Regions from separate parts of the Homo sapiens genome. Here region 2 is linked to region 1. The links are chromatin loops, found by intact Hi-C in ENCODE. Cell type or tissue: ascending aorta. All regions are shown on one strand. Links, peaks and the distances in the headings refer to the core of each region. The heading gives the core; the rest is flanking DNA. Region 1 has its middle 37 kb from the start of TSC22D2. Region 2 has its middle 15 kb from the start of LINC01213.

Region 1 (16,737 bases), core at 5,813-13,812:
CCAGGAGTTCGAGACCCTGGTCTCGAATGAAACCCTGTCTCTACCAAAAATACAAAAATTAGCCAGGTGTGGTGGTGTGTGCCTGCAGTCCCAGCTACTTGCTACTTGGGAGGCTGAGGTGAGATAATCACTTGAGCCCAGGAGGCAGAGGTTGCAGTGGGTTGAGATAGCGCCACTGCACTCCAGTCTGGATGACAGAGTGAGACCCCATCTCAAAAAAGAAAGAAAAGAAGTACCTGAGATTGTTTATAAAGAAAAAAGGTGTAATTGGCTCATGGTTCCACAGGCTATACAGGAAGTGTGGCTGGGGAGGCCTCAGGAGACTGATAATCATGATGGAAGGCAAAGGGAAAGCAGGCAAGTCTTACATGGCTGGAGCAGGAGCAAGAGATGGGGCGGGGGAGGTGCCATACACTTTTAAACAACCAGATCTCGTGAGAACTCACTCACTATATGGTACCAAGGGAGGATGGTGCTAAACCATCCATGAGAACTCCGCCCTCATGATCTGATCGCCTCCCACCAGACCCTGCCTCCAACACTGGGGATTACAATTCAACATTATATTTGGTGGGGACACAGATCCAAACCATTATCACCTTCCAAGGCTCCAAGTCTGAACTAGACCTGAAAATGTTGGTGCTTTTCTCTGCGTTTTGTTCCTGGACTGGAAAGTTACTGTACTACTGGTTTCTATATGGAAGGAGTTTGAATCCCTTTTATATCCTTGAACTAGATCTCAACCAGCTCCTTCCTTCCCTCCGCAAATATCTGAGCTCTTACTCTGCCCTCAGGATCAAGCAGTCTTGCCCTGGTTCCAGGCATCACTGGCTCCTCCTCAATTCTCTGCCGTGATTAGACCACATGATCTTATGTTTTCCTTTTTCTCTCTTACTACTCTTTAGTACACTAGAGTAGCACTTATCACTATGCTTTTATCTGTTTGTTAATTGTCTGACTTACCGCATAAGACCATAAACTCCGAGACATCAGGGACTTCGCCTCTCTTGTTCTTTATTTCTCAGTGCTTACAACAGCGCTCAGCACACAGTAGGTTCTTTAAAAGACCCAACCTCTGTGGTCAGGGAACTTGCATTCTAGAGGGAGAGAGATACAAATGTGGAATCCATGTCTTGCCAGTTTTGCTTAAGGTAAACATACGATGCTATGGGACTTCCAAGGAGGACCTCTGCTCTTGTTTGTGTTGGGGGAGTGTCAGGGATAGGCAAAGGGTGTCAAAGAAGACTTCCTACAGGCAACCTCTGAACTAAGTTTTAAAGGCCTAGTAGGGCAATGTTTTTGGCCAAGGAAACAACAACTCATGCAAAGGGCTGAAGGTGAGTCAGATGATTCAGATAAATGCACATGTCTCAGGGAGGGCAGTTGGCAGAGTGGAGGAATTGAGGCTAGCAAGTTAGGCAGAGAGAGATTGTGACAGGCCTGGGAGGTTGTGCTAAGGGGTTGGGACTTTATTTTTGAATTTGATGTGGAACACTAAAATTGGGAAAATTGTAATCATGCTCAAATTGGTATTTTGTTTCTGGTAGCAGCAAGGAGGGGATGAGTCTACAGGTGGGGAGGGCAATTTGAAGCCTTTGAAACCAAACAGATTTACTTACTGTTTAAGAGACATGTCATGCACCTTCCCCTTTCTCTTCTTTGCTCATAGTGGTTGATTTGGTGGAAAAAATTTTTTTTTCCATCTCTACATGGTCTAATGCTACCTATTGTTTAAGCCCCAGGTTGAATAAATGAATATAAGCACTGTGAGCCAAAAAGAACCAAGTGTATAACCTTGGATCTGTTTCTGAGAGTACATGGGAGGAGAGTATCCTGATCATTCATTTGTTCTGGGCATTTGAGACTATATAGAACTTTCAATGCTTTGTTGCTTTTTACATGCTAAACTCTATGTGAAATGCTATATTTACAAGGATTATCTATTTAATTCTTACATCTACCTATTTACTAGGTATCATTATTAGCTTTGTATTATGGATTAATCAACTGAAACACAGTTTTGTAAATAAGTTGTTCAAAGTCAGACCACTGTTAGTAAAGATTAGAAATCTTGGAAGATTGGCACTAGAACCATAATAGTAACATTACCTTGTAAAAAGCATTTGACTAAAAATCAATAGAGGTGGTTTTTGGTTAAAAATGAATAGCAATCATATATTCAGCTTAACCCAGTAAGACAGTTGTTATTATCCCCATTTTAATAGATTAGAATACTATGGATTTGTGCGTTTACATTAATTGTACAAGGCCACACAGCTTGGGATTTTAACCCAGGTCTACATGATTTCAAAGTCAAAGATTTCAACCACTTGGAAATGTTCCTCCTGGCAGCTCTTGTATTAATTTATTTGAATGGCTTATGACTTTAAACTCGGAGGTATCAACTCTGCCTGGAAAATGATAGAATTGGACTAGCTGGCATCTAGGACCTCTTCTGCTCTGCAATTCATGCTCTAAGAGCATCCCAGAGCCCTTGTTAATTTCTTCCCTTGTCATTCACCTTCACTGCTTTGTGTTGGATTTACTCCCTCAAATAGTGAGAGACACAAAAATAAAAATTGTGACCTGGATAGGTAGCTTGCAACGTAAGCATGGAGCAGAGTGCAGAGTGCTGGCTCCCAGCCAACTGGAAACTAAACAAGTAAATGAGATGACAACAAACCTGAAGCCAAGCTCCATACCACCAAAGTATTGGAGGAAAGCACTGGGGAAATGACCACAGCACTTCAAGGTCACTCAGAGGTCCAGTGAGAATCATGAGGGAGTAATAAAACATATGTTAACCAACTAGTGCATGTGTCAACTGTGGTGTAGGGATAGGGCTGAGAATGGAATTCTGTGAGGAAAAACCAGGACTTAGTTGATAGTCTGTAGAGACAACACTGTGTTGGAAATAAAGGCAGAAAAAAAGCAGGTCAGTTGGGTGACACCTGATCAAGGCAGTTTGTCTAAAATGGAAAGATCACATGCCATTCGAGGACATTTCCTGGGAAATGAGTTTGCAGAAAACCATGCTTTAGTGGACAAATAGCTGGGAAAGCTTTCAGGGGAAAAGATGCAGGTCATGTTTGTGTGGCTAATTACATCATATTTATTTGAGGCTTTGAGGGATGCAATTAGTAATTTGCCTTCTTAGGGTTTTCACCTCAGGAAGACAAAAGCATAGAAGATGAGAAAGGGTCAGATTTTAAGGGAGTGTAGAAAAAAAGGCTTAGTTGGCACGTGATAAAGAAAAAAAGTAGGAAAATAGAAACCTTTGTTGTGCAATCCATGTGCAATACAACTGCAATAGATCATTAGGAAGGGAGGCCCCATTCCCAAATGCTGCAGGCCTCTCTACAATTGCTTAACTGTCTCTGTCTGAAATATTGAGGCAAAGTTATATAGAAAATGAATTGTCACAGACCCAGAAACATTCTCATAGTGGAATGTTTTCCAGTGTTGTAAATTTGATGAGATTCAGTTCTTTTTAGTAAGGTTAATTTAGTCAAATTTTCAAAACTGAGGACTGGTGATTGGAGATACCCATTTCATTAGCTTTCTGTCTAACTTTTTCCACACAGAATGAGGTTCATTTAAACAAGGCACATTTACCATATATTAAAGAGACAGAATAGTGCCCAATTAATGTAAAAAATAAAGACTGGAGACATACTGACATGCAAATAAAGGGATAGAAAAATAAAATATACACTTCTAGGGTTCCAAATGCTATGAAATGAAGTTCTAAAAATGTGACCTAACTGTGATGGTGACCTAACTCACCAAACCTCTATGTCACAGCTAAGAGTCTTTGAGGATAAAAACAGGAATAACGAAACTGCTTTAGTATGAGTGGTGATATAATGTAAATAGTTCTCCAGAGATAAATGTATTAATAAGGTAGAAACTTGAGACACTTCACAGATGTTTAAGTGTTTGGGAAAAAATAGAGAACCTTCCTTAAGCAAAGTAACACACGTAACATAGTGCCTGATATTTAGTAGATCCGCAGTAAGTCTTCCTTTTCCTCCCTTTCTCATCTCTAAAGTAGTGAACAAGGGAAAAATGAGACTAAGTCTCCTTATTCCTCCAATACTTGTATTGGACTGAAGCCAGGTTTGCATAAAGCCACTGTAGGGAAGAGCACTAACACTTGTAGAACCAGGTCTAACACTTTCAGGAATGGGGCCAGCAAATAAGCATATAATATTTATTGAGCACCTATTTCATTCCAGGCACTTTATATCAGAGATTTCATTTATGCTTAAAACAATCCAGTTTCCATTTTGAAGATGAAGAACCAGAGAATCAAAAGTTTAAACATTTGCCCAAAGTCAAATAGCTGCAAAAGTGGCAAAGTTGCTCACTGTGTCTGGCCCAAATTGTGCTGTTTCTTAAACTATGCAATTCTTAAAATCAACATATAAGCCCTGAGAGGGCAGCATGATCACCTGACTGATTTGCCTTAGGGATGATATAGAGACATTAATTGCTTTCACCCCTACATGCCTTTAAGTAAACAATGATATTATTTTTCTTCTTGCAAAGATAATACTAGTTTAATTGTAGAACACTTAAACATATGGAAAAGTAAAAAGAAAAAAATAGGTCATCTAAATCTTGTCACCCAGAGATAATCAGGGCTAACATTAGGCATCTCTCTAATGCTTTTTCTGTGCTTATATATTTGTAGATATTATACAATTTATGAAATACATACATACAAATACATACTTTCTGAAAATTGATCATAATGTACATACTTGATTTGCAAACTGATTCTTGCTCATTCAAACAGATTACATATGAAGAAAGTTTTTCTAACTTAAAATTATGAGAACTGGGTATTATAACAATATTTTGATAAACAATGCCATTTGCATTAATGAAAGTGCTACAATATTTATTAAGTTTATTGAGAGTGCCAGAGGAGGAATAAAACCAGTAAGAATGTTAAAGGCTTTTTACACCTACTAAAATAATATTCATTATGTGAAGCATAATAGCCTAATCTCGCACAGAATTGATGTCCAATGCTAATATCAGTGCTGAAAGTAAACAAAGTCCAATTGTATCTCCTGTGAAACTGGAAGTTTTGTATACCCTCAATCAGCGATAGAGAGCACCAGAGTAACTTACTTTCAGATATTAGGAGACCTCAAATTACCTATTATTTTACAAGCCTGGCTGAGAGAAATAATCAGAGAATACTAAGTGACACGCCACTTACCTACTCTTCTAGGGTACTCTTAAGTTCTATCCTTGAATCAAATAAGGTATATAGGCTATAATGTGCTTAGACATCTTGATTTCACTGACCTGAGGATCCCTGCAAGAAGCAGGTATGTGAAATTCACTCCTACGTTTACTGTAGAAATGCTATCGAGGGTAGCTCTACCACACCACTTAATGCCCCCAATATTAAACTCTTTGAATTTGTTTTAGATTTCAGTACCAGGAAAACATGTCTTGCTGAGAAACATATATGCTTCTTCCTTCATCATCATAGCAACAATTTTAATGATTGTGATTTCTAACCTCTTCTTCCCCAGCCAGGAAGCTGAGAGCCAAATTTGAAGCCAAATCAAAAAAATTATGTTAATTCTTAATATTAGCATCTTCTCATGTTACTCTTCCCTGGTATTGTTTTCTGTTTTCCTTTTATTACCCTCATTGTTACATTTGTATATAAAGGACGATTCTTCCTTATTTCTTTTCTCTCAATTTAGAAAGTGAAAGCAAGCATCTTTTTTGTTAAAGAAATGTAGCATTTTCGTTAGAAATTTCATTTCACTAGAAATGAAAATACTGTTTCACCACCTGATTATTTTGTTCATCTCAATTTGTGTAATCATATAGGATTTTTGTCTTGGCCCTTGAAATTTAGAAAGTACAGCTAGCTGCAGCACTCTTTTTAATCTTGGCTGCCCGTTAGTGAACCCTTTTGACCTAATGACTGACCTCTTTTCAGTTGAGAGAATTTTTCTTCTATTATTTCTTTGATGATGATTGCTTCCCCTTCATCTCATCTATTCACTCATGAAGATAATTATTTCTTAGAAATAAACACTTTTAAGGTGGCCAATTCACCTGATTTGCTTGTAACTTTCCCAGTTTTAGCACAAACCGGATGGTTGGTCACCCTACACTTGGCTAAGCTATTGAATCTCTGAGTATAGTGGTTTTCAAACTCTTCATCATGAGAATAGAGTTTTATATATTTTTAAATCTCCAATCCATTGTGGACTGATATTTTTGAAAATACAATAAAAATAAATACAACAAAAATGAGATAAAAAATATAAAAGACAAACCCAATTTTAAAAATTATTAGATTCAACAGAATTACAGTTACTCTGTCAAATTGCTCTGAAAATTTTAAATGAGGACTCTCAGTTTCTATTGGTTGCTTGTAAAATCTGCAGTCACCTAGTGGACAAAACTTTGAATAGTCCCACTCTAGGATTTCTCTAATCTGCTCTGATAATCCCTTGCATCTTCTCCACCCCACATTCCGTTCTCTGCAGCCTGGGCTAAATGCCTTTTTTGTGTTTACATACCCCATTACAGTAAGCTGTGTACTTCCTGAGGGGCAGTGATGAAGTCTTATTTATCTTTCTATGCCCAGCACTCAGCACACTGCCAGGCAAGAAGTTTGTTAGGCTGTTGTATTTATTCAATCTTTGTTGAGGCTAGAAGAAATTACAACCAAGTTTTAGTTATGGTTGTTTTGGGAAGGATGGGACTGTGGGGGCTTTGCTTATTTTTGTACTTTTCAGTGTTTTCTAAGTTTTTCTAACACATGTGTTAAAAATGGGAAGATTTAAGGATTATTCTAACAATCGATATTGTAGAATAAGTGACATCTACCTCATCATGGCTTGTGGTCAGTAAAAAGTCCCCTTTCACAGTGTAGTTGACTTGTAGGACAGAGCCCAGTTTGTGTGAGAAAAAGAAAACAATACTAAACAATCCTTGTCATCATTGAGGAACAGGATCCTACTCTCATCCTATTTCGATTAGGAAAGTCATCAAGAGATTAAAATTACTAATTTTGGAAGACAATCAGGAAATTTTGTACAAAATTCCTCCTAAATATAGAGGATAGAAAGTGTTTCCTTTTCACACTGGGTCCCTTTTCAAGTGGCCTGTGATATTGTGAAGTTTGATAACTACCTTGTTTGTATTACTCAGATGCTGGAATAACTGGATGGGATCATTTAAACTATGAGTGATGGGGTCCTGACTTCCCTACCCAAAGAATAGTACTATTTGAACTGGCAGTTAATCACAGCTTTTTTAAAAGTGACTTATCTCTAATGTACAATATGACTAATTTAGCAGCTAAGCAATTTCATTGTGATCTTGGTGTCCGTGGAATTCCTGTCACCTATCCAACAGTTAAGTCATATTGCATAACTGTGGGGTGACATCACCATGCTACAAGATTATTGGCTGGAGACAAGAAAAAAAAGTTTCCTGGACTGTAAGCCTTTCCGGTATCTGAACGAACGACTTGTGCTGTTACTGCAGTACAGCCAGAGAGAAAAGTAAAAAGGGATTTATAGTGGCTGGCTTTTGGTGTGTCACTGGAAATCACAGTCTGTAGCACACGAGGAGATTCTCCAATGTGCCTAATTATGAGATCTCTTCCCTTTGTGTCATATTCCACAGTATCGGTCATTAAGATGTGGGGTGAGACAGCCGAGACAATGGCATTCTCTTGTAATTAGAGCATTTTATTTTTCTAAGAACTTTATAGTCTTCCCTTTAGAAGCAATACTTTAAAAAAATGCAGTCCACCATCTGCTATACACATAGAAACTGAAGAGATGGTCAGCGGGGACCCAGCTGAAAACCTTTTATGGCTGAAAGCCCGTTTATTTCCCAGGGAACTGGTATACAGGTTAATCACCACATAATACATACATTTGATTTAATTGTATAAGATATCAAACTTTAAAACTACCCACAGAAATGCCTAAATCCTGGAGCAATAGCTGATTGAAATTTGGGAATATAATGGCTAACCTTTATTGTTTACTATTTATTGTTTACCATCACTGTTCTGGCTAAAATTTATTGTTTACTATTTATTGTTTATTATCAGGTTCGAAGTAATTTACATATATTAATTCATTAAATCCTATGAAGGCAATACTATTATTATTCCCAGGTTAAGGATGAGGGAATGGAGACTGTGAGATCACAAAACTGGAAAGGAGTAGAACCAGGATGTGAATCCAAGTGGTTCAGCACCACAGCACACAGTCTTAACTGTTGCCTTGCACTGTATATTTTGTAATAATAATAACAACAACAATTATTACTACTCCTGCTGTTGATACTACCACTGCTACTTCCATCTACTAAATGCTTTTTATCTGACAGACTCTGAATTATAACCATCATATCTCTTCATCAACTCTACGAGATAGAAACTGTGCCATTATTATCCCCACTTGATAGATTAGGAAAATGAGACACATAGAAAATCAGTCACACAGACAGTAGGTAACAAAGCAAGGATTCAACCTCTGTCTAGATCCAGACTCCATGCTTTTAACCACCATACTACACTGCTTTTCAATAGCTGCCATTTATTGAGTACCAACTAATGTGTAATCCTAACAAATATCCTGCATTGTAGGTATTATTAGTCCTAATTTACAGATGAGAGAATGGAGGTCCCAAGAAATCAGGTAACTTGCCAGTTTCTAAGCAGCAGAGCCAGAATTCTTCCAACTTCATTGAACACCATTATAACACAATACCTCTAAAAATTCGAAACAATTCTGATGCAGGATGACAGAATGTAAGTCAGGTAAAGGGCTGGTATCTCAGGAGTCACTTAGTGCAAAGAGTGATATCTTGGTCTGGGCATCCCCAAGGGTGGGGCCTGGTAAAAAGATGCTGGAAGTGTCTTACACGTCAGCAGTCACTGAGGGGTGGTGCTCTGATGGAGGGGCAGTCTTCCTTGAGTGCACCCTGTTCATCTGTGAATTCTGGATGATCCCCTGAGTGTGGGCAGATTCCTCTCTCTCCCGTCAATTCTCTTTCTCTTTTCATTCCCCTTGATATTTCCAAAACGGCACTCCTCTGCCCTCCTTCGTTTAGTAAGGAGTCTTGCACATGCTCAGTTCTCTTGCCTTGTAAGGGTTTTCTCCCCACCCCCAAGCCTCCTCTCCTTTTCTAGCACATATTCAGCCCTCTGGAATGTGGCCACCCATAAGCATGACACACATTTTCAAAGGGCTTTAGAAATGCATGTGATTAGTGAATTAAATTTTGTTAAAGGGGAAGTGTATCAATACTGCACATATGTAACCTGTTAATTTCACAGTATGGGCATCCTGCCTTCAAAAATATAATAATTTTAAAAATCGGAAATCACAATAAAAAGCAAAACAAACAAAGACTGAAAAACAGTTTGAATATTGCAAGAAAATTTACCCCAGAGTTTTTAAGTATAAAGAGCCTCTGTGGTTTATTTAAATTCTTATTCTATTAAAGGAAATCAAATGTATTCATTTATTCCTGGGGACACAGAGAATAAAAATATGTATGACACATCCAGCATGTACCTAAATACTTAAAAAGTGAAGTCAAGGCCAGGTGCAGTGGCTCATGCTTGTAATCCCAGCACTTTGGGAGGCCAAGGTGGGCAGATCACCTGAGGTCAGGAGTTCGAGACCAGCCTGACCAACATGGAGAAACCCTGTCTCTACTAAAAAAAATATGTAAAATTAGCTGGGTGTGGTGGCACATGCCTGTAATCTCAGCTACTTGGGAGACTGAGGCAGGAGAATCGCTTGAACCCGAGAGGCAGAGGTTGCAGTGAGCCGAGATCACACCATTGCACTCCAGCCTGGGCAACAAGAGGGAAACTCCGTCTCAAAAAAAAGAAAAAAAAAAAAGTCAAATGTCCTAAGAGTGAAACAAATGGTAAAATAGGGTTGTTCTAATAAGGAAACAAATCCCCTGAAGCAAATGATCAGGGAATCTTCTTGAAGGAGGAGAGACTTGGCTGGAACTAACAGAACTGGTAGAACAACAAGAGGTTGATATTAGAAGTTAAGGAAAGGACAGCCCATACAGGGAACTAGTGTGAGACAAAAAGACAAGAATAAGGGATGAGGCCATGAATCCTCCTTGAGGGTAAATAGCTATTAAGTAATATAGAATATTTTATAAAAATATGACGGGATGGTCAGTTATTTGTTTGCTTTTATAGCAGAGAATAGGAAGTAGTGGAAATGTGTCTCATCTTAAAATTAGAAAGGGGAAAAGCTTAACATATTGATGTGCTATGAGTTGGCCATTCCCTGGACCCATGCATCTCCCTTTAATGAAGATAGAAGTAGACTCAGCATTATAAGCAACTCAACAGCCCCCAAAAGGTGTGCTCCTCTAAAATTCACTCCAATAACTCTCAATGGGCAGGGAGTCTACTCCTGATTAAGACCTGGATCCTAATCAGATGACCTCCTGGGTCATCTGATCTTCTCAGTGACCTCGGGTGAATCATCCCATCTTCCCTGCTCTGAGTTTATATTGCTGAAAAATTGCAAGGTCCTTCTATTCAGAGAGTCAGTAAATAAGGTATGGGAACTTCTCTCATGTGCTGTTTGTGGTCCTAATCAGTGACTGGGGATGGATTTTTTTTTTTTTTTTTTTTTTTTTGAGACGGAGTCTCGCTCTGTCGCCCAGGCCGGACTGCGGACTGCAGTGGCGCAATCTCGGCTCACTGCAAGCTCCGCTTCCCGGGTTCACGCCATTCTCCTGCCTCAGCCTCCCGAGTAGCTGGGACTACAGGCGCCCACCACCGCGCCCGGCTAATTTTTCGTATTTTTAGTAGAGACGGGGTTTCACCTTGTTAGCCAGGATGGTCTCGATCTCCTGACCTCATGATCCACCCGCCTCGGCCTCCCAAAGTGCTGGGATTACAGGCGTGAGCCACCGCGCCCGGCCGGGATGGATTTTTATACCCAAGACTTCTGTAAGATAAATGAGTTCACTTTGGTTCTTCACTGACAAGTGCTTTGGGATGTGGTCCTGAGGAGATCACTTCATTCGCTCATTCAGATGTTGAATGAGTGCCGACTGTGGTAGTCAGCCTCCAAGATGGCCCCTGATGACTCCCTCCTTCCTGGTATGCATGCTGGGTAAGTGCCCTTGGACATTTGTCAGTGGTGTTCTGTGGGTCCAATAGCATACGGCAGAGTGATGGTATGTCACTTCTGAGATAGATGATTGGAGAAACTGTGGCTTCTGCCTTGTTCTCTCTTGGATCACTTCCTCTGGAGGAAGCCAGCTGCCATCTCATGAAGACATTCAGTGACCTATAGACAGGGCCATGTGGAACTGAGGGCCTCTGCCAACAGCCAAAGAGAATCCAATGCTTTTTGTCAACAGTTCTGTGAGTAAACCAGCTTAGAAGCAGATTCAGCAGCCTCAGCCAAGTCTTTGGATGATGCAGCCTTGGCTGGCACCTTGAATTGAGCCTTGTGAAAGACCCTGAGAACCCACTCATCAAAGCTGCTCCTAGATTCCTGACTCTCAGAAACTGTATGACACAGTTAATGTTGGTTGCTTTAAGCTGCTAATATTTGGGGTATTTTGTTAACATAGCAACAAACAACTAATAGACCTACCATTTGTCTGTTCCTGTGCCAGGTACTGGGAATGAATATAGCTTAAGAATTTGCCTTCTAGAACCTAACAGTACTCAGGGAAAAAAAAATCAAAACCAAACAAACCAAAACAAGACCCAGGTGTATAAGTACCTACTTACAACACAGTACAACAAACGCTGCGAGGGAAATCCCTACAAGTGCTGTAGGAGACAACAGATATATAATAACGCACTCTATTTGGAGAGAGAAGGGGTACAGAAAAGCTTCACAAATAGACATTAGCGATTAGTCTCTAAGAAAAATCAGGACTTTTCCAGGCAAAAAAGACAGAATAAAATATGCAAAGACCCAGAGGTGGGAGACCCATGGTGTGCCTTAGGGAATGTGTTCAATTCCATGTAGTTATGGCTAAGGATTCATATGAGGATTCCCTGCTAGGGAAGATCAATTTATCCTAAGATATGAGAAGCCATTGACAGATTTTAATGAGGAGATTGACAGAATCAGATATATGTTTTAGACAGACAGCTGGTGTTGGATCACAAGGAGGGCATGGTAGAATTAGAGACAAGGAAAGATGGAGGCCGTATAGAAAACTACGGTAGTTCTTTACAGTAGCTACCCACGTTAGAGACTAGTGAGCTTCTGATGTGATTGTATCACTCATATTTTTCACTGATCATGTATATATATTTTTTGAGACAGAGTCTCACTCTGTCATCCAGGCTGCAGTGCAGTGGTGCAATCTCACTACAACCTCCACCTCCTGGGTTCAGCAATTCTCATGCCTCAGCCTCCCAAGTAGCTGGGATTACAGGTGTGCGCCACCATGCCTGGCTAAGTTTTGCATTTTTAGTAGAGATGGGTTTTGCCATGTTGGCCAGGCTGGTCTTGAACTCTGACCTCAGGTGATCTGCCTGCCTCGGTCTCCCAAAGTGCTCGGATTACAGGCAGGAACCACTGCACTCGGCCAAGACATATTTATTATATATTATTACATATTCAGACATAATAATTTTTTTTGGTTTTCACTTTGAAATGATTTCAGATTTATGAAAAAATTTCAGGAATAATGCAAGAAATTCTTATATACTCTTTACCCAGCTTCCTCAAATGTTAACATGCTATATAACCACAGTATAATTTTTAAAATCAAGACATTGACTGGGCCCGGTGGCTCACACCTGTAATCTCAGCACGTTAGGAGGCCAAAGTGGGAGGAACACTTGAGGCCAGGAGTTAAGAGATCAGCCCAAGCAACATAGGAAGACCCCATCTCTACAAAAAATTAAAAAGTTAGTTGAGCATGGTGGTGTGTGCCTGTAGTCTCAGCTACTGGAGGAGGGGGTTGAGGTGGGAGGATCACTTGAGCCTGGGAGATCGAGTTTGCTGTGAGCCGTCATCAGGCCACTGCACTCCACCCTGGGTGACAAAGTGAGACTCTGTCTCTAAATAAATAAATAAAATCAGGACATTAAGATTGATACGCTTTTAATTAATCAACTGACTTTATACAGATGTTCCTTGTTGTCTGATTAGTGTACATTTTCTGGTCCAGGATCATACCTTGCTTTTAGTTGTCATGTCTTGTTAGTCTCCTTTAATCAATATCTCAACTCTTCTTTGTTTTTCATGACCTTCACGCTAATGAAGACTACTATCCAGTTATTTTGTAGAATGTTCATCAACCTGGGTTTAGTTTATCTAATATTCCTCATGATTAAATTTAGTTATGCATTTTTGGCATGAATACCATAGAAATGATGTTATGTGTTCTCAGTCCATTGTATTGAAAATCATATGGTATTGTTATGTCTCATTACTGGTAATGTTAATTTTGATAACTTGGTCAAAATTTTTTTGCCCAGGTTTTACACTATAAAGTTTTACACTATAAAGTTATTGTGATTCCTTTTGCAACTAATACATATTTTTTGAGAAGATACTTTGAGACTATGCACATTTCCTGTTTCTCATCAAAACTTTCACCCACTAATTTAAAAATTATTGGATTAAAATTACTTTATTAATGCTTGAATTAATAATTATTTTAGTGCTTGCCAAATGATGAAAATCAGGAGATTTTGAATTTTTTGTCTGGTGGTTTTGAAACATATTCATAAATTCTTTGGTATTCTGTCTTTTAAAAAAAATGGAGCCTAATTCCCCTTTCCTTGTGTGTGAGCTGTACAGTAGTTGGCACCTCTTTTCTAGTGAACAGTATATGGCTGAAGTGGCTTCTAAGGCCAGATCATAAGAGGCATTGTGGTTTACTTTTTGATCTTTCTCTTGGATGACTCATTTAGGGAGAAGTCAGCTGCCATGTCATGAAGACGCTCGAGTAGCCCTATGAGATTCCCATGTGAACAGAAATTGAGTCCTCCTGCCAACAATCAGCCATAATTTGCAAGACACGTACATGAGCTACCTTAGAAGAGAATCCCTGGGCCCCAGATAAGCCTTCAGGTGAATGCAGCCCTGGAAGACATCTTAACTGCAACCTCATGAGAGACCCTGAGCCAGAACCAACCAGCTAAGGCACTGCCCGATTCCTGACCTACACGCATGGGGGTGTGAGATAATGTTTATTGTGCTAAGCCACTAAGTTTTGCTATAATTTGTCATGTAGAAATAGATAATGAATACATGCTGGCAGGTAGGAAGGAAATCATCAGAGACATGTTCAGGAAGAATTAATACTAGGAAAGAAAGTGTACCCCCACCCCCACCAAAAAACCATGGATATGTTTTTTATGCATTTAAAAATGCATATTAAAATTATAATGAGATTCTACTTTTCATGAGATCAGCTAAAATTGAAATCTGATAGTACCAAGTGTCTCATACACTGCTGTCAGAACATAAATTGGTACAATCAGTTTTCAGAAAACAGTTTTACATTACCTAGTAAAGGTGAAGTTACACATACCACCAGATAGATTATCAACATCCTACCCTTATATGCACACACCAGAAATAAGTGCACATGTACATCGAAAAATATGTACATCAATGTTCATAGCAGTATTACTCATAAAAACCTGAAACCAGAAACAAGTATCCCTCAACGGTAAGAAAATTGTGGAAGATTCATTCACTAGCATACTGTACGTTAAGTGAAAATCAACAAAATATAGCTACAGGCAATAATGTGGATGAGGCTTAAAAACAATGTTGAGTGGAAAAGGTCCCACACAAAGGAATATATATAGTATGAATCTATTTATGTGAAGTTCAAAGGGAGGCAGAGTTAAGCTATTTGTTTTAGGGATGATTACTTAGGAGGTAAATACATAAAGAAAAGTAAGAAAAGTGAATACCATAAATGTCAGAATAATGGTTTCTTTAGGGAGGATTATATACAGGTTGTGATTGGAAAGGGGCTATGGGTGGGGGCTTTCGGAGGTGTTTACAATATATCATTTCTTTTTTTTGTTGTTTCCTTTAAAAATCATTCCTATTGGCCAGGCATGGTGGCTCACTCCTGTAATGCCAGCACTTTGGGAAGCCGACGTGGGTTGATCACTTGAGCCCAGGAGTTCAAGACTAGCCTGGCCAACATGGCGAAAGCCCGTCTCTACTAAAAATACAAAAATTAACTGGGCATGGTGGTACACACCTGTAATCCCAGCTACCCAGGAAGATGAGGTACAAAAATCGCTGGAACCTGGGAGGAGGATGTTGCAGTGAGCTGAGATTGAGCCACTGCCCTCCAGCCTGGGCAACAGAGACTCTGTTTCAGAAACAAAAACAAAAACAAAAGCAACAACAAAAAAAATTCCTATTGAAATTTAACTTACATGTGATAAAATTAATGTAACATTTTATATATATTATATATAAAATATATACTTATATATTATATATACTTATATATAATGCATTATATATGCTTATATATAATGTATTATATATGCTTATATATTATATAATACATCTTCTAATATATGTGTGTAATATATAATGTAACCTGTATATCAGTTTCACAGATGTTAACTTAACAAGCAAAGTTCATTGAACCATGCATTTGTATTCTATGCACTTTGTTATATATCACAGTTTAAAAGGTCCAAAGTAGAGTATAGACAGGCACAGTGGTTCATGCCTGTAATCCCAGCACTTAGGGAGGCAGAGGCAGGAGGATAGCTTGAGCTCAGGAGTTCAAGACCTGACGGGGCAACAGAGCAAGATCCTGTTCTCCACAGACAGGAAAAGAGAAAGTAGAGTATAAATACAGCATAGGATCTTGAAAATCAGACTGGATCAAAAGGTGACCATGAACTAGCAATTAAGGTTCTGTTTAAAAACAACTAACACGTGTTGGGACATAAGAATTAGGGTAGCACACAATAAACTATCTCCTGGCTTATATTTTTTAAATATCACTGGGTGGGTCAGTAGTCTGAACCTGGTTGCCAAGGCAGTTCCTAAACCTGGGGAGTATGACTGATAAGTTTTTCACCTTGACAGCAGAAAGCAGTTGGGCCCAAGAGAGGGTAGGCTTGATGCTAGCAAAATTATGAAGATGAAGCCTTAAGTACCTTATCTTGTTTGTGCTTGCCCCTTGCTCTGCTTCTCTACACCTTTGGATTCTCAGCAGCCTGCTGCTTTTCTACACCTTTGGATTCTCAGCAGCCTGTGTATTTGTGTACTTATCCCCCTTCCCTTCCTGTCATCTACCCATTTCCAAAGCCAAGGCAGGTCTAAAGTCCTGCTTTGTTGACTTCTGGTTCAATCAGGGGTGTTTCTATCATATCACACTGGCTGAAGGTATTTGTACCTTAACCTTGATCTCTGATTATGAATGAAAGGTTTTGGGTCCTATTAAAGAAATTTTCATCACCACTGACTAGTTATTTGAGGTGTATTTTGGGTGAGGTGGGCCTTGCTGCCCCTGGGGTAGCACCTTGTAAGCTCTGGTATGGTATGCCCTGGGGAGAAGGTGTCAGCTAACTTTTAAAAATCACTGCAGGTGATTCAGATATGACAACCTGTATCCTGTATGACAACCTGCCTTCTGTCCACACCCCGTCTCTCAATGAGAACCACCTTTTACAGGAAGGCCACTCATAAGCAGATATATCTATTTATTCATTCA
Region 2 (16,737 bases), core at 3,415-11,414, 110 kb after region 1:
AGCAATGCCCTTGAACCACTTTCCATAAATATTATTTCTCACAGCTGGACATTGAATAAGAATGGGACCACAGGGAGTTAAAGGCTGTAATCTCTAACACAATCTTACCTGGAGCACAAAAGCCTGCATTGTTGATAAGGACAGATACATAGGCTTTGACAACCAACCAGGGAGAGAGTAGGGTTAAGCACTCCTTATAAAAATTCAGAAGCATAACCAAGACATGTGCCTGTTAGACAAATGATCACTGGTGGTTAGACTGGTGGAGGTGAGCCCCAAGAAGAGGTAATTATTCTTTCCACTATCTTCCCTTAGAGTTTGTCTTTATCTCTATGATGGTATTTACAGCCCATATTTATGTAGTTTGCTGGCTATCAGCCTACTCATTTTGTAGCCCCTGATCATGTTATCTTTTACATAACAGACTTGGGTCTAAATTTAGAAATATTTAGAAAAAAAATCCTTTTATTGAACAGCGAATAGTAGTTGCTTAGGTAATATTTGGAGGGACAACTTTGAACAAAGAAATCAATGACAACTTATTTCATTCTATTTTCAGTACTAATTATTTGACATCAAAATATGGGCCAAAAAACGCAATTACTTTTGCACCAACCTAATATCAAGCATTACTTAAACTTTCACTGCTTGAAGACCAGAATACTTGGTGTGATGGACTAGACACTAGAGGTTAAAAGCTCAAGCTCAAGGGAAGAAACATATGTGCCTTCCCTTGAAGAAGCTATGTACTAGTTGAACTGGAGGAACATAGAAAACATATCTGAGAAAGGAAACCAGAACATTTATAAACACTGTTGTTTTAATAAAGGGTAATTCTATGTTTGGAAGAAAAAGGTACAATTTAATTATAATGCTTTTATGTCCAATTCTATGTTTAAGGTATTTGCTTGGTTACAAAGAACTAAGGTTTATGACTTCCTTTATAGTTGGAGGTGTTAATAAATGAAGAGAGTTGGTGAATGGAGTTTCCCTATGTGAAATTTTTAAATACATCTGTGAATATGTTCTTCATCATTTATACTCAAGCTACATCGTTTGCACTAATTGTTGGTTTACATTAGAAACACAGAAACACACTTTGAGAATTGTTTTTATTGCTATAGACATAAGGAGACATTTTCATCTTATTGGTGGTTTAGTAGCAAATGGAAAATTACATGACACAAATTACACTTAATTGAAAGAATAACAGGAAATGAAAGATGATTGACATGTGGCAATAACAAAAAAGCTTATTTATTCTCACAGAAAATTAAAGAATTAAGAACTGGGATGTCAGTTATCTGGGAAGTGTGAAATTCTGGACAAAGAATTTTAGATACTATTCATAGAGTGATTGGTGCTTTTTATATTTTTGCTATTAGATTATAAATTATTTGAGAGCAAAGCCTGTCCTCTGGTTTTACATTTATTCATTCAATAAGCACCATGGCACTATGTGGGGGATCAAAAATAAATAAGAAATAATTTCCTTTCCTCTGTGGACCAGGGTCTACTTTGGAAGAAATAATGTTTATACAAAAAAAAAACAACAAAAAACCGTAATTGAGGATAGACCGTTCTAAATCTCACACAGGAGATTAAAACAAGTTCCCAAGATTCTGGGAAGAAAGGAGTATCTCCAGCTGTCCTGCGTCAGGAAAGGCTTCACAGTGGATGTGACATGTGAGCTGGACATTAAGGGGCCAGCAGCACTTTACCATAGGGAGATGGAAAGAAGGACATTCTGGGGAGGAAAAACATTGTAACTAAAGTGCTGATGGCAGAAAAGAGGCTCATGTATAAAGAAGAGAAAATCATCCAGTTTTCCTGGTCCACAAGAGCTCAATAAGCAGAGAAATGAGAGATAAGGTTTAAAACATGAGTTGAGGTCATGAAAACATGGAGAGTCTGTTAGGTTTAAATTAAGGCCCTTGGACTTTGTTTGATAGATAACGAGGAGCTATTGATGGTTTTCTGAGTACCTGATAGACATTAAACATAAGTTTTTTGAGTGGATGAGGTGTCAGGTGATCCAAACCATGCTATCATTCTGTACATTCTGAAGTGCCTAACACAGTGTTAGCACATAATAACTGTACAACAATAGTTTTTAATTGGCTATAGAAAAATACATAAGCAGGAGAGCCATCAAAAAAGGTATTGAGAATGTCTGACAGCTTAGAGATAAGCCAGACATGCTCTTTTGGCACTCACTGTTCACATCTACCCCCTTCTACACACTCTTGTGTCATAGGGGCTGGAAGGCTAACAACTACATTTCTCAGGCTCCCTTGCTGCCAGGGTTTGAGGTGAAGTCCAGGAAATAAGATCCTTCCCATGAGATTTGGAAAGTGAAATGCTGGTGGAGCCCGTTTTTATTTCTATGGCAGTGGTAAGCCCTGGCAGAAATGCATTTTGTAGTGGACAGACTTCACAATCACCCTATAGTGACCAGCTTCATGAATGTGAAGCAACTGTGAAACTGGCAGCAGTTTCTTGACCTATGCGTGTTGACAATGATTTCCTGACCTCTGGTTCATAGCTTCAGGGTTATAACCTTATAACCTAGCATCAGCATGATCTGTAAGTCTAATAGGACCTCTTCACATGCATTTCTACGGCTCTTCCAACAATTTTGCAGCACCCCATTCCCTGTATTAAATTCCCTTCTACTCGAGATACCTAAACCCTTTTCTATTTCCTGCACCAAATCTTTACAGGAACAAAAGATGAGGAAACTTGCATGGCAGAAGGTGAAAGCCATTCAAAGGCAAGTCAATGTGGGACTGAAGAAAAATACTTCAAGTCCAAAGCTCTTTTATACTACAAAGGGCATCAAAGTGCCTTTCAGTCTGTGTCAATTCAGGCCTTGTCCTCCAGCCTCTCCCTTACTTACCTAAAAAAAGAAACCGTTGTTTTTTTGCCAATTTACAAATATATATATATATATATATATATATATATATATATATATATATATGTATATATATTCATTGTAGAAAACTTAGGAAATACAGAAAATTATAAAGAAGGAAATAAAAAGCATCTGTAATTTTACTAGTGGGGATAACTTCTTGAATCAGTAAAGATGAGGTTAAGCTGTAAGAGATAGAAAACTCAACATACAAGCAACTTAAATTAAGTAGACATTTCCCAGAATGAGCAACATTGCAAAACCCTGTCTCTACAACCAACAAGCAAACCCCACAAAAATTAGCCAGACATGGTAGCATGTGCCTGTAGTCCCAGCTACTGGGGAAGGCTGAGGTGGGAGGATCATCTGAGCCTGGGAGACCGAGGCTGCAGTGAGCCATGATCATGCCACTGCACTCCAGCCTGGGCAACAAAACAAGATCCTGTCTCAAAAAAAAAAATTTTTTTTAAAGTAAACATTTCATTCTTTGTTTCTCACATAAAAAAGTTCAGGAGTAAGTAGTCCAGGGATAGTGGCTCTAAGACCATCAGGAATCCAGGCCCTTTCTCTCTTACAGTTCTGCTATTCTTGACACACGCTTACACTTCATTGCCCAAGATGACTGCTCTAGCTCACTCTCTTATACTACATTCCGGCCAGGAGAAAGGGAGAAAGAAAAGTAAGAACATATGTCCCTCTCTTTAAGGAAGTCACATGTGAAATTTTGTTATGTCCCTTTGTTCCCTGTGGTCATACCTATTTGAAGAGAAAACTGAGAAATGCAATCTTTATTCTGAGCAGCTATGTACTTAGGGGAAAACTGGGGGTTCCCTCCTGAAGAAGAAGGTGCGAATGGGTATTGGAGGACAGTTAGCACTCTCAGTCACATAACTGTAACTAGCCAGTCCTCCTTCATACAGAAGCATGCAGTTTTCTCTTTCTTGGCATCTCAGGTCCCAAAGCCACCCTCATTCCAGGTATTAATGCTTCTGCTGATATCATATTTTGTCACTTTGGCCTGTTGCCCTTTCCTGAAGCATTTTGCCTGGACTACTTCTATTCACATTAGTTACTTTTATTTTTTATTTTTATTTTTAGAGATGAGGTCTTGCTCTGTTGTCCAGGCTGGAGTGCAGTGGTGTGATCCTAGCTCACGGCAGCCTTGAAATCCCAGGCTCAAGCAATTCTCTTGCTTCAGCCTCCCAAGTAGCTAGGACTGCAGATGAGCTACACCATACCTGGCTCATTTATGATTATTACTGTTTTAGAGATGGACTCTCACTATGTTGCCCAGGCTGATCTACAACTCCTGGTCTCAAATCATCCTCCTGCTTTAGCCTCCCAAAGTGCTGGGATTACAGGTGTGAGCCACCATACCCGGCCAGCATTAGTTATTTTAAAAATTCTTTCTCTTATCAGTCCACCTCAGGCCACCTGACTTTTCTCTTCTCAACTTACCTGAAAATGTAACACCCCACTGAGTCCCTCAGATCAAACTTTTTTTTTTTTTTTTGAGACAGAGATTCACTCTTGTTGCCTAGGCTGAAGTGCAATGGCGCGATCTTGGCTCACTGCAACCCCTGCCTCCCGGATTCAAGTGATTCTCCTGCCTCAGCCTCCCGAATAGCTGGGATTACAGGTGCCTGCCACCACACCTGGCTAATTGTTTGTATTTTCAGTAAAGATGGGGTTTCACCATGTTGGCTAGGCTGGTCTCAAACTCCTGGCCTCAAGTGATCCACCCACCTTGGCCTCCCAAAGAACTGGGATTACAGGTGTCAGTCACCATGACTGGCTTACAAATGGTCATTATAGAAGTTTGATCTGGCCAGGTACAGTGGCTCACACTTGTAATCCCAGCACTTTGGGAGGCCGAGACAGACAGATCACTTGAGGCCAGGAGTTCGAGACCAGCCTGGCCAACATGGTGAAACCCCATCTCTACTAAAAATACAAAAATTAGCTAGGTGTGGTGACGCCCACCTGTAGTCCCAGCTACTGGGGAGGCTGAGGCATGAGAATTGCTTAAACCCAGGAGGCAGAGGCTGCAGTGAGCCAAGATCATGCCACTGCATTCCAGCCTGGGTGACAAAGTGAGACTGTGCCTCAAAACAAACAAACAAACAAACAAACAAACAAACAAACAAACAAACAAAAAAACCATTTGTAAAGCCACCTTGACCTGTATCTGAGTCCTTTTCCAGGAAGGGCTGCAGGCTGTATTGCCTGTCCTTCTTCTGACCCACCATTCTATCTTTCCCTCTAAATGTCAAGTCGTTCTTTAAAACAACACCTCCCTGAAGCATTTCCGGATTAATTGCAGCTCTCACGCTCCTCACAGGAAGCGCCAATCAATGTCCGTTCTTCTGTGCCTTACCAGGGCTGCAAATTATTTTCTGTTCAGTACAAACTGTGTTTCTTCTGATTTTTAGCCAGTATTCTTTCTAGGTCCTTTAGAGTCTGAGTTTTCTCTAACCATATTCTTCTTTTTTCACTTTTTCCACTCTTACATTAAAAGCTGCTTAGGGACTACAACCTCTGACCCCAGAAATATATGCAAATAGACACTTAACGCAGTCTGTTGGTGAATTTCTCTCATGGCTTCTTTTAGGCTAAGCAAGACTCAACGAGCATCTTCTGGCTTCTTTCTTGGGACCTATTATGGCTCTTATCTACAACATCTTGGGCTTCCCAAAGCTTGAGGTTTTGAGAATCAACCACAGACAGTTGACTTCCAGTGCTACTCCCTAGGAGAAATTCCCTGGCTGTGAGAGCTCCTTGCTTAAATAAGGCAGGAGTACTTTCTCAAAGAAGTCAAGGATCATTTCACTATCTAATCTCTGTGAGAGCAATTGGATAAGGAAAGGAGTCTTTGGGGCCTGCAGCAGTTAACAATAATCTAGGTTATGCTGCTATAATGAACAACAGTCAAATCTCAGTGGCTTTAAACCAAAAATGTTGATTTCTTGCTTATGTTACTTCTCCCATGTGGGTTGGCAGGAGGACTTTGACATAATAGAGTCCCCATACCAGTGACCCTCATTCCAGAGAGGAAGAGTTCTGGAGCGTCTTGCATCAATAATTCAATATTCCAGCCAGGAAGAGACCCACATCACTTCTGTTCATTGGCTAGAACTAGTCACATGGTTCTGACCAAAGAGACCAGGAATTACATACAATCTACCTTGTGTTTGAGAGGAAGGGGAACTGGAAATATTTAGAGAACAGCACTAATGATGTCCACAGACCCAACTGTAATGATTAACATTCACAGGCTAGTATTTGACCCAGACTAACTTGAGGCAATTGCAGGCAGCATTTCTAAACCTCTTTGTATTTCAATCAAAAGAAATCACTTTCAACATTTTGCTCCTAATTACTCTGTATCCCTCTCAAATTGTTCCTACTTCAAGGTGAAATCAGTGAAATGTTTTGAGAGCCCTGGTGCAGAGTTTCAGGCCTGTCACAGCTTCTTTGCTAACATCTTCACCTTGGCACTTGGGTTCTCCTTGAGTGTCCTCCCCACCCCCTTCACCAGCCTCAACCTCACTCTGCCTACCTCATCACCCTGGGAGCTGCTTGCATGCATCACTGTTTTGGTGGATGGCAGCAATACACAAGGGCACCTCATTGTTGGAAAGGAACTGCCTTCCGCCTGCCAAGGACAAATGCAGACACACAAAGCAATATCAAGCAAGACTTCACATCAAAGGGAACCCTGCCTGGGCTTGCCAAGAGCAGGCTGCCTCTGTGTCTTTCTCTTCAGCCTTGTCAGTATTCTTAGGGTCCAACAGGCCTATGGTGTCCCTGCCAGGCCGCCTCATTCACCCAGCACTCCTGTTCACTCTGACACCAAAAGCTCTGGGCTCTCCCTGAATCTGGGCTCGACAACTTGAACGGAGCACAATGCCAAGTGTTTAAAAATGCTGCGTGATTAGGAAGGAAAATCTCTGAGAAATATTTACTCTGTGAATTCTATGTGAGTAGGAGAACAGAATACTTTACCTTGTTCAGTGAAGCAACACATAGAAAGTTAAGAAATCCCTGCCTAAGACCTAGGAAAGCTTACCTAAAGAGGAAGGAAGAATGCTCTATGAGCGGAGATTTGGGAACATTGGAACCAACACTGAAATTGACACTGGCTGGCCTGGGCATTCAGACGTGACTGGGGAAGTCGTGTGACAAACAGAAGATCCAGAGAAACTTTAAGTTCTGCTTTAGAACCAACAGAAGAATTCAGGTTCTGTTGCTTTAAGGAAAAGAACACGTTTGTTTTACAAAGAGGATGAGGGAAAAATGGAAAAGAGAGACTGGCAGGGACAAAAAAGGGGATTGAAACTTTATTTTAGACAACAGGTAAGCCTATCTGTCTGTTCTGGATGCTAAAGAACTCTTCTGGAAGGATACACTCATCATCAAAATACAATGGAAGTTACAAAGTTTTAAAGTCAAATATTGTGAGAACTTGAAACGGGAGATGGTCTTTTCCAATTTTTTTTTTTTTTTTTAGTTATGAAAATCTAAGGCTCAGGAATGTCAAGGGGCCTTTTCACAGTCACACAGCTGCTTAGTGACAAAGCTGTAGCTAGAACCCTGAGCTTCTGACTCTCAGACATGGGTTGTTAAATCACAGCGTGGTATAATGGTGCTACGTGTGGCACGTGATCAGAGAGCACAGGTCTGCAACTTCATCAAGTAAGGTATTTTTAACATGGTGACTTCAACACTTTGACTAAGCTCTTCCACTGTAGCCAACCCTACTGCACTGTTCCAACAGCTTCCCAGAATGGTAGTAATTAGAGCAAAGAAAAAAAATAGGACCCAGAGAAAATGTAACATTTCTTAGTAGTGGGAGGAGGTGGAAATAAATGCATTTACATAACTTTCTACTTTCAGAACACTTCATGTGACTACGGGTTATTAACCTAGGGTCCATGAAGAGAACTCAGGCATTCCAGGACAGGAAAAAAAAATTACATCTTTTACTGAACTCTCACTGAAATGCATCATTACCTTCATTATGAATGTAGGCAACAAACCACAACAGTGTTTGCAGTCTTTGGACTTTGTCACTAATAGAAATAAACATTTTCACATTGTATTAGCTGTTGCAGGTATCTTGAAATATCTTTACCTTTTTTATCACTTTGCTGTGATGGTAGTTTTTAGATCTGCTGCTAGATTTTGTTAAATAGTGCTTAATAAGCACCTATATTACTATACCACAGATTTTTATAAATGTTTTGATAATCATATTTCAATATAATTGGATTATTTTATAATTCTATGTATGTATTTATTTTAAGCTGTTAAAGGCATTATTCTAAGAAGGGATCTGTAGACCTCACCTGTCAGAGGGGTCCTTGGCATGAAAGTTAGGAACTCTGACATGTGAGGGGTCAACGAGTGTCAGGTTGCCAATGGATACCCATGTCACTAGGTCCCCTGTCCCTGCACCATCATCCTGTGGGCTCAGAATGAAGGGATGCTTGCTTGTCATTCTGGGTTGGAGAGCTGCCAATATCTCTTGCCACAGACTGTGTTTGTAATTCCAGGGTGTACCAGCCTTTGAAAACTGACATGATTATATTGCAAAACGTGACAGAAAAGAATCCATTGTTTGGCGTTATTATTAAAATTAAGACTGATATGGAGTTGGTAATATTTATATTAAGAGGGCTGTGTTCACACGTCCATGGAAGTTGACTTTTCTGCGGGAACTGGCACTTTAAAGTCCAGTCAAAAGGAAGTCAATGTTTTCAAAGATGACAAAAACTGATTTGGCATGGTCAGTACATGTTCAGACTATTATTAAGTAAGAAAAATAAAAATTTTAAATATTAAGACACCATTTCCACCTCTCAAATAGGCCAAGAGTTTTAAAGGTGGTAATTCTCAGGATCGATAGGGTGTAGTAAAATAGATATTTTCCTAAACTACTCACAAGACCAAGGCTTGACATAACTTTTCTAGATGGCAGATTGGGCTTTATGTTTTAAGTGAGTGCTTTTCACCCAGTAATTTCACTTCTAGGAATTTATTCTGCAGGCAGAATTACAAAGATATTCTTCAAAATATTATTCATAACAGTAAAAAAATTGGAAACAGCGTGAATGCCAACAACAAGAGCTTGGTCAAATTATGCTACATCTGTAGGATGAACTATTACGTAGCTAATTTAAAAAATAGCCATTCTGACAATATGTAATGATATAAGGAAATGTGTAAAAATAATGTAGACTTAAAATACAACACATAAAACTGCAAGTATAAAATAATTCTGTTTTTTAGTTTTAAAATATCCTTCGTATTTCTTTGCAATCTTACTTATGTACATATACCTATAGAATATGTGTGTGTAAAAAACTAGAAGGAAATATATCACAGTGTTAGGGTAGTGGCATTTAATTATTGGGTAGAGGCATTTTAATTATTTTTATTTACTTCTTTATGTTTTTGGAACTCCTGACATTAGGAGAAGCAGTAAGACACTGTTTTTAAGAAGATGAGCTGGTGCCACATGGGCTGATGTGTTTGCTGTGCCTTCTTGTTGCTCCAGACAAAAGTTTGTTTTGCTGGTTGCTACTGAGTGTTATTTTTCTTGTAACCTTTGCTCTCTTTCCCCACCATTGGCTTCCAGATGTCTGATTTCACCAAGTTCAGGGCACTGGACGCATGTGCATTTTCCCCTCTAACTTGAACAGGAAATTCAGAAACTGCCTTAAGCCTGCCAGCCTGATAGAGCCAGCACCAACATGAATATCAACCCAAAACCTCTTGGCCTAATGAAAAATAGCTCGATGGGGGAATGTGAAGCTTTTGTAAAAACTGGTGACTGAGTTTGAGATAGGGAAAGAATTTTAGGAGGCATCTGCCCCTCTTTCCTCTTGGTCAATGATGGCTTCTGCCTAGTTGTGCTTTCTGCATGTTGTGGGTGAAAAATGGAGATAAAAAGTAATTATTCTACAGCAACTTAACCTTTTGCTGATATTTGGTAGAAAGTGATAAACTTTCAACTTTCTGTCATTATTTAGCATGTAGTGTATAAATTAGCTGGAAAAAATTCTGTTTGAATAGATGAAGACATATTTTCTACGGATTTTACCTTGAAAGTGAGAAATACAAAGGTAATTTTCTGTTTGTGAATGTTTGTTTTAGGGTTCTATTATTTGCAGTGCCATTTAGAATTTTGGAAACATTAGAGTCTATATTCCATTCCTCCTGTCTTTCTTAAACTTGGATCAATTTTCTCCGGGTGAAGTTTAAAATAATAAAAACTGGGAAACCATTTACTCAATGCCTCCTGTTGCATAGCAATCTAAACAAACAGGCCCCTTTCCTCTGTTAAGAACTTCCAATAAGACAAATCACAAAGCTTGTGTTTAAAAAAATGATTTCCAAGTTCCCCACCCCCAACCCCATTTGAAAGCTTCCTTTAAAAAAAATAGAGGCAAAAGATTGTAGACAAGAAACTTAATTGACTTTTTAGTGAGTCACTTCTCATGCTACTACAGGGATTAGAAAACTCTTTTGTTTGCGGTGAGGCCAGAGGATCTGAACTGGACACATAAATACCAAGCCAACCAAAGCAGGACAAATAATAAGAAATAATAGTAACCATCAGGTGGTCAGTATCTTCTGTGTAGCAGACACAGTGCCATGTAAGTTATCTAATCTTATAACAAACTTCCTGTGTTGGATATCTTACATTTGCACCCCCAGGTCCTCTCTCTACTCTTTTCCATCCTGTTCTCTGCCCAGGGAGGATGACCTATTTAGACAGCAGCAAAGGGCTTGCTTACCCAAGAGTACTGGCAGGAGAGAGGAAGGAGGAGGTAAGATCAGAGTATGTTCCTGGCCCCTTCTCTGCTGGTTCCTGCAGGTTGGCTGTGTCCCTCTACCCAGAGATACAGCTCCTGCCAGGCAGCCCTTTCCATTCCACTCCCCTCCCTGGCTTCCAAGAATGGCTCCTCGATGCTTCATTCAGGTCTAGTGGTGGGAAGAGCTCCCTGCGGTTGCCAGCTCCATATCGAAGTGAACTCTTAGGCAATGTCTTCTCATGCAATTTATTGGGAAATCAATCAGAGATTGACCTTTGCTAGACAACCTCTAGTGTCTTGTAAACATTATTTAAATTTTAAATTATTTGTCTTTTCAAAATCATGGGCTGTGGCACTAAGTAGTTTTGGCCTTGACTGTAAGCTTTGTCAACATTGAACACCTGGACAAAGTATTAACCTAGCAGAGCCTCAATTTACTAAAAATTAAAGAGTAACAGTAATATCTACCTTACATGGTATTGTGAGAATTCAGTGAACATATATAAAATTTTATTACAAGATACAGCACATAAATCTAATTTTATTCCTCTTTTTTCCCTCTTTCTTTCCTCCAACTAGGGGCCAAATTTAGCTAACATTTACTGAGTGATTATTATGTGTCATGTACTAGTTTAAGCATTTTATACATATTAATTGATTTACATCAATCCTATATACTATTATCCTCTCTTTTACAGATGGAGAAATCAAGGTGCAAAGAGGTTAAGAAATTTGTCCAAGGTTTGCCAGGACATAGATGGGAGTACTAATTCACAACTAGATGGTAAACTTTTCAAGGCAAAACCAACTGTATACCAAATTTCTTTCTTTCTTTCACAGGGCCTAGCATGATGTCTTCCATATGCAGGTGTTCAATAAGTGCTGATTTTATTCCAGGAGCAGAGGCAATTAAGCTAGGGTTGCAATAGTTAGGGAGCCAGGAGATCCACATGGTCAAAGTAGCAGCTGCTTTCACGAAGCAGTAATGCGTGCCGCTCGAATTTGGATGCAAGGTCCTGGTAACTGAGGAATGGGCTGTTGCTGGAAGATAGAGCAGAGAGCAGCCAGTTATCTTGCGGAGGGGTGAGGAAGGAAAGAGAACTTGAGCTGGGAAGCCAGCAACAGTGGAAAGCTCCCCAAGTGAAGCTTGAGCTCCTCTCTCAGCAATCCTCCTGGCCTTGAGGAGACAGTAAATCTCACTCCATCCTGTGGTTATACCACTGAAGCATCTTTAAAAACACTTAGTCCCAAACAATGGGCCCTTTCCTGCTGCTTTTCTTACCTGAGCCAGCAACCTCAGAGCTTTCTGGGATTTCTGTTAAAAACACCGAGATCCCAGGACTCCTTCTCTATCAACACAACTGTCGCTCACGCCAAGCATGGGACATATGGCCGAGCATCTGGGAGGGAGAAGATGGGCCAGGAGTGCTGGCAAGCGGCACATGCTTTCATTATAATGGATGTGTCACAGTAAATCATTTTGTAAATGTCCCCTCCCCCTGTGCTGCATAGCAAAACATAAAGGAAGACGAATTACCCACAGCACCACAATGCTGGTTGAATATGCCAAAACTTGTGCCTGAGACACTTAGTGACATTTCCTTAAATATCTTTTTAATATCTTGGCCAGGTTGGGCATACCAATGGCATTACAGAGCTTGCAAATCAATACCCCAGCTGTTTTGGTTTTTTAATAAAACTGAATGTGATCTATTTTAAATGATTGCCTTCCACCCCTCTAATTTTCTACAGGGCTTTCAGAGAGCAAGACTGTGGGCAGCCCTGAAGTCAGGACTTGGCTCTGAAAGGGTAGTTGTTCCTTTTGGGGGTGGGGTAGAAATTAAACATTTGCTGGATTACTGTCATCATTTTTTCCTAGTCCTCTAGTCTCCCAAATCTAGTGATCTACATGATTTACAGGACCAACTTGTGGTGTGCTGCTGTTTTTAAAAAATGAGTTTACCAAAATGTTGCAGAAGAATCTAAAGGGCTTAGCTTCTACAAATCAAATTGATTTCTCCATTTGGGATCAGTCCAAGTGATTTATTCATAATTTTATTAGAGATCTTTTCCAAAGGAAATTCTTTGTCTCTGATTATCACCATAAAGAAAATTGAAAGAGCTTCTACCAAGAATTCAGTCATATGCATGTGACTTTTGCCCCTCGGAAAAATGGAATATGTAAAACTGTCATCAACAGCAACCATCTTGGTTACTGGGCATCCACAGTCCTCAATAACAACAAGAATTCCTCACGCAAATAGGGAGGTGGTCCTGTCACATTTGGGGTCCCAGTAAGCAGAAAAGCCCAATCAAAGTACCTATAAATCAGAGTTTTATAAAGATATTAGTTGACTGCTACTTACGTGGGTCATAAATGTGACACCACAATAAACAATCAAGTTTCTTTGAGGATGTATTTGAGGACTTTTTTATTGGCTTTGAGAAATCACAGTACTTCCATCAGGAAAGTCTCATCTGCTTGTGCAGTTTATTGCTTTTATTTTCTGTAGTTTATACAAAGTGTCTAAGCTTTTTTCCTTCCAATATTTTTCCTGGGCTACATTAGTACAAGTCCGTGTTTTCCCTGGGCCAGCAGGACCACAAACCAGATTAAAACAAAAAGGGAGCTGGAGCCTCGGCTGGGCCCCTGGAGAGGCCTCCTCCCTCTGCCTTCCCCACCCCTGACCTCTCACAAACCAGCTTTGAAGCAACTGAAATTTCTTTCTTTCTTTCTCTCTCTCTTTTTTTTTTTTTCCTGACCACAGGCAAAATCCTGTCTCCTTGGTTCTCTGAAAGTTATCCATTCCTGAATTTTACCCTTAACCACAGCGGAGGAAAGGGAATAGCTGAGGTCAGGAAATATGGAAAGAATGTTAACAATTTACCACTAAAATATACATTAAGATTATTTTCAGCAAGTGTAATCCCCACGTTGAACTTCTAAATCTAGAATTCTCCTGTCATGTGACTATATTCACATTTATGTGTGCCCCTTTCAGCCTCAATTCATCCCTTCCTGAATGAGCTCTCTGTGAAAGGTAGGACTGAGTGAAAATAGGCAAGTGAAATCTTCAAGTTTCCCTCCCTAGTTAACACTGATTACAAATGTTGAAGTGGTTAGATGAAAGTAGTTGTCTTTTACCTGAGCTAGTGCACGAATATCATCAGAGATTTTAACAGGCATAAAAACGGAAGTGAAAATAGACACACAGGTCACACTTTCAATCAAACAGCTAGTTCTGTATAGAAATCCAAAATTATAAATGTTTAGATGCTGTTAAGAGCAAAAGGAATGAACCAGGGATATCTCATCTCAGGTACTTTTAAGATAATCACAGAATGTTAGCATTAGAAAGAAACAAAGAGAGTCTTTCATTGAACTTCATTTTATATAGGACACAATTAACAATAATTACTATTGCCAGTATATATGTATTTTCCCATTTAATTATTACAACAGTCCTAGAATGGGTCACATCTATTTTGCGGAGAAGAAAAAGAAAGGTGAAGGAACCTGCCCAAGGTGAAGTGGTAGAGGTAGGATTCAAACTTGAGCACTCTGGTTCCCATTCAAACATCAAATTAGAGGCCCTCCAAGGACTTGAACTCATTTCTCTTGGAAACCAAGGAGTCTTTGCCCTACTCTGGGGCAAGTAGATGGCTGCTAACTGCCTGGCTTTATCCACCCCTTCTTTGCGCCACATCTCACCCTCATGCTGGCCTCAGGTTGGTTTGGAGTGGCTGTCATGATCCAAGATGGATCTGCCTTTCCCCAAGGGCTGGCGCCAGTGCCTCCCCAGACACGCATGCTGCGCTGCATCTGTCGCTAATGGGATTTCCAGATTTCTGCCTCTTCATGAGTCCCATTTGGCAGCCCTGCATATCTGTGAATCTAATGTCTGTGTGTAGTCGTGCTCCTCAGCTGTTCCAGTTTGGCAAATAAGTGATGATGGCTGTGGCCAGGTTAAATCTGAGGGCAGACTTACTGTGAGTTTAGTTTTCTGAGTCCATCTTTGCAGGGACTGAAGCTACCTTGACAATGTGATGTGTGATGTGATCGTGATGGCCCTGGACATGTCCTAGACTCATCTTCTTCAGTTACTAAGCACTTCATGTATTGTTTCTTTGTAGGTGAACTTTCCTTAGGGGGTGTCCCTTTTTTCCCTTTTTTTCTTAAGTGACATAGTACCTGGGAGTTCACTGTCTTGTTTAATTTTGTCTCTCCTATATATTACCTAGCTTAGGGCATTAAACTTTGGAAATCAACAAATGATTATTACATATAAGAAGGAATAGGCTGGGCATGGTGGCTCACCCCTGTAATCTCAGCACTTTCAGAAGCTGAGGTGGGTAGATCACTTGAGGTCAGGAGTTCAAGACCAGCCTGACCAACATGGCGAAACCCCGTCTCTATTCAAAAATACAGAAATTAGGTGGGTGTGGTAGTGCACGCCTGTAGTCCCAGCTACTCAGGAGGCTGAGGCAGGAGAATCACTTGAACCCAGGAGGCAGAGGTTGCAGTGAGCTGAGATCATGGCACTGTACTCCAGCCTGGGCAACAAAGCAAGACTCTGTCTCCAAAAAAAAAAAAAAGAAGAAGGACTAGATTGTAGTAAAGTCCTCTGACCCTCTGTGTAGTAGACATTTGTTATTTCATGGCTACTCACAATCCATTCTATATCCCAGTAAACCCTGCTTCCTGTTAGAGCATGATCTCCTATCATGGCATGAGCTCTTAGTAGTCAAAAAGTCCAAGTACACTACCCATTTCCCACTTCAAAAGCTGAAGGGAAAAGTTTCTGTTTCACAGGGTTGTTATGAGTATATTTGATGAGTTAATTTAGAAATAACACATAAAACATGTGGCAACTGCTAATATTAGCTCTTCTACTTGTTCTTCTTCTTCATCCTCTTCTTGTTTGCCTTCTCATTTTTGTTGTTATTAGTAGTAGTATTATCCTCTGCAGAGCCAGGACAAGGGTACTTGACCTAAACTTTGCCACTCAGATTCCTTGGAATATTCAATATTGTATGGTTGACACAAGGACAGAAGATACAGTTAGTTTTTTTTAAATTGTGAAATATCACGCAACTAAAGAAAAATGCAAAAGTGACATGAAAGATTTGCAAATAACCGAAAGCAAATGCCTATGTAGCAGCATTGTCCAGTTTATTAACCCACCAAAGCCTTCTGTATGCTATTCTCCAGTCAAAGCCGTCTTCTTCCCTCACGGATAGCTTCATGGGTTTGGGACCTGTGCACATGCTCAGAAGAGTCCCATGCTTGGTTTAATGTCTGCAGTTGCCTTCTTGAAATTTTTTATAATTTTTGAGTAAGTGGCCCTGCATTTGAAGTTTTCTCTGAGTCCCACAAATTAATATAGCTAGTTCTGCCTTCACTCTTAAGGTGACCATTATCCTGACTGTTGTGAGGATGATTTTCTTGCTTTTCTTTATAATTCTACCACCTGTATGCATCTGGAGCTCTTTCATCCTCAGGGTATGCTCTGACATACTATTCCTGCTTTAAAGTCAGTCACTTCTATGATTACTGCTTCAGAGACTGCAGATGTTCCAGTGACTGACTCCTTCAATATTCTCCCAGTACATTCTACTTTGCTTAGGTTTGCCAGTGTTGATTTCTGTTGCTTGCAACCAAAGGAATATATCTGGTATCATTGTTTTTCTAAAAGACTCTTGATAGAGAAAAAGATAGCGTGTAATAATTTGTCTTTGTTTTATTCCTTTCTGCACAAAGTCTTATGAATGTTCCATAGATGTAAGATTTCTTTTAAAACTAACATCCTGACAAACTTATATTCCAGCAGAGAAAGTTAAAACTTGAAGTTGTTAACATTGTTACCTATATTTAGAAGAATGTTACCTTCGGGACAAGCCATGAAGCCCAAAATGCCTGCCAATGGCAATTTTTTTCTTCCCAGAAAAGTTGCCAGAGGTTGCTAGTGGATCACCACTTTCTTGGAGAACTCTTCCCCA

Evidence for each region. Peaks named below come from ENCODE experiments on the same cell type or tissue, not always from the same donor. Only the 100,000 strongest peaks of a DNase experiment are listed, where the experiment ranks them.
Region 2: a loop joins it to region 1, with 5 times the contacts of the local background. A loop is called at or near these places in 5 of 110 quality-filtered maps.

Annotation. Positions count from the first base shown.
Region 1 is chr3:150,362,690-150,379,426 of GRCh38, reverse strand. No RefSeq gene overlaps it. Among named protein-coding and RNA genes, the nearest start is that of TSC22D2, 37 kb to the left of the region's middle. RefSeq lists enhancers at 7,271-7,565, 8,524-9,392. In ascending aorta, for the core only: CTCF peaks have their summits at 6,430 (motif pointing left) and 9,124; DNase peaks (open chromatin) are centred at 7,426 and 9,176; H3K4me3 peaks cover 2,363 bases; H3K27ac peaks cover 3,650 bases.
Region 2 is chr3:150,245,484-150,262,220 of GRCh38, reverse strand. No RefSeq gene overlaps it. Among named protein-coding and RNA genes, the nearest start is that of LINC01213, 15 kb to the right of the region's middle. In ascending aorta, for the core only: no CTCF peak of the experiment used is centred there; DNase peaks (open chromatin) are centred at 6,610, 7,600, 8,400 and 9,598; H3K4me3 peaks cover 356 bases; H3K27ac peaks cover 5,878 bases.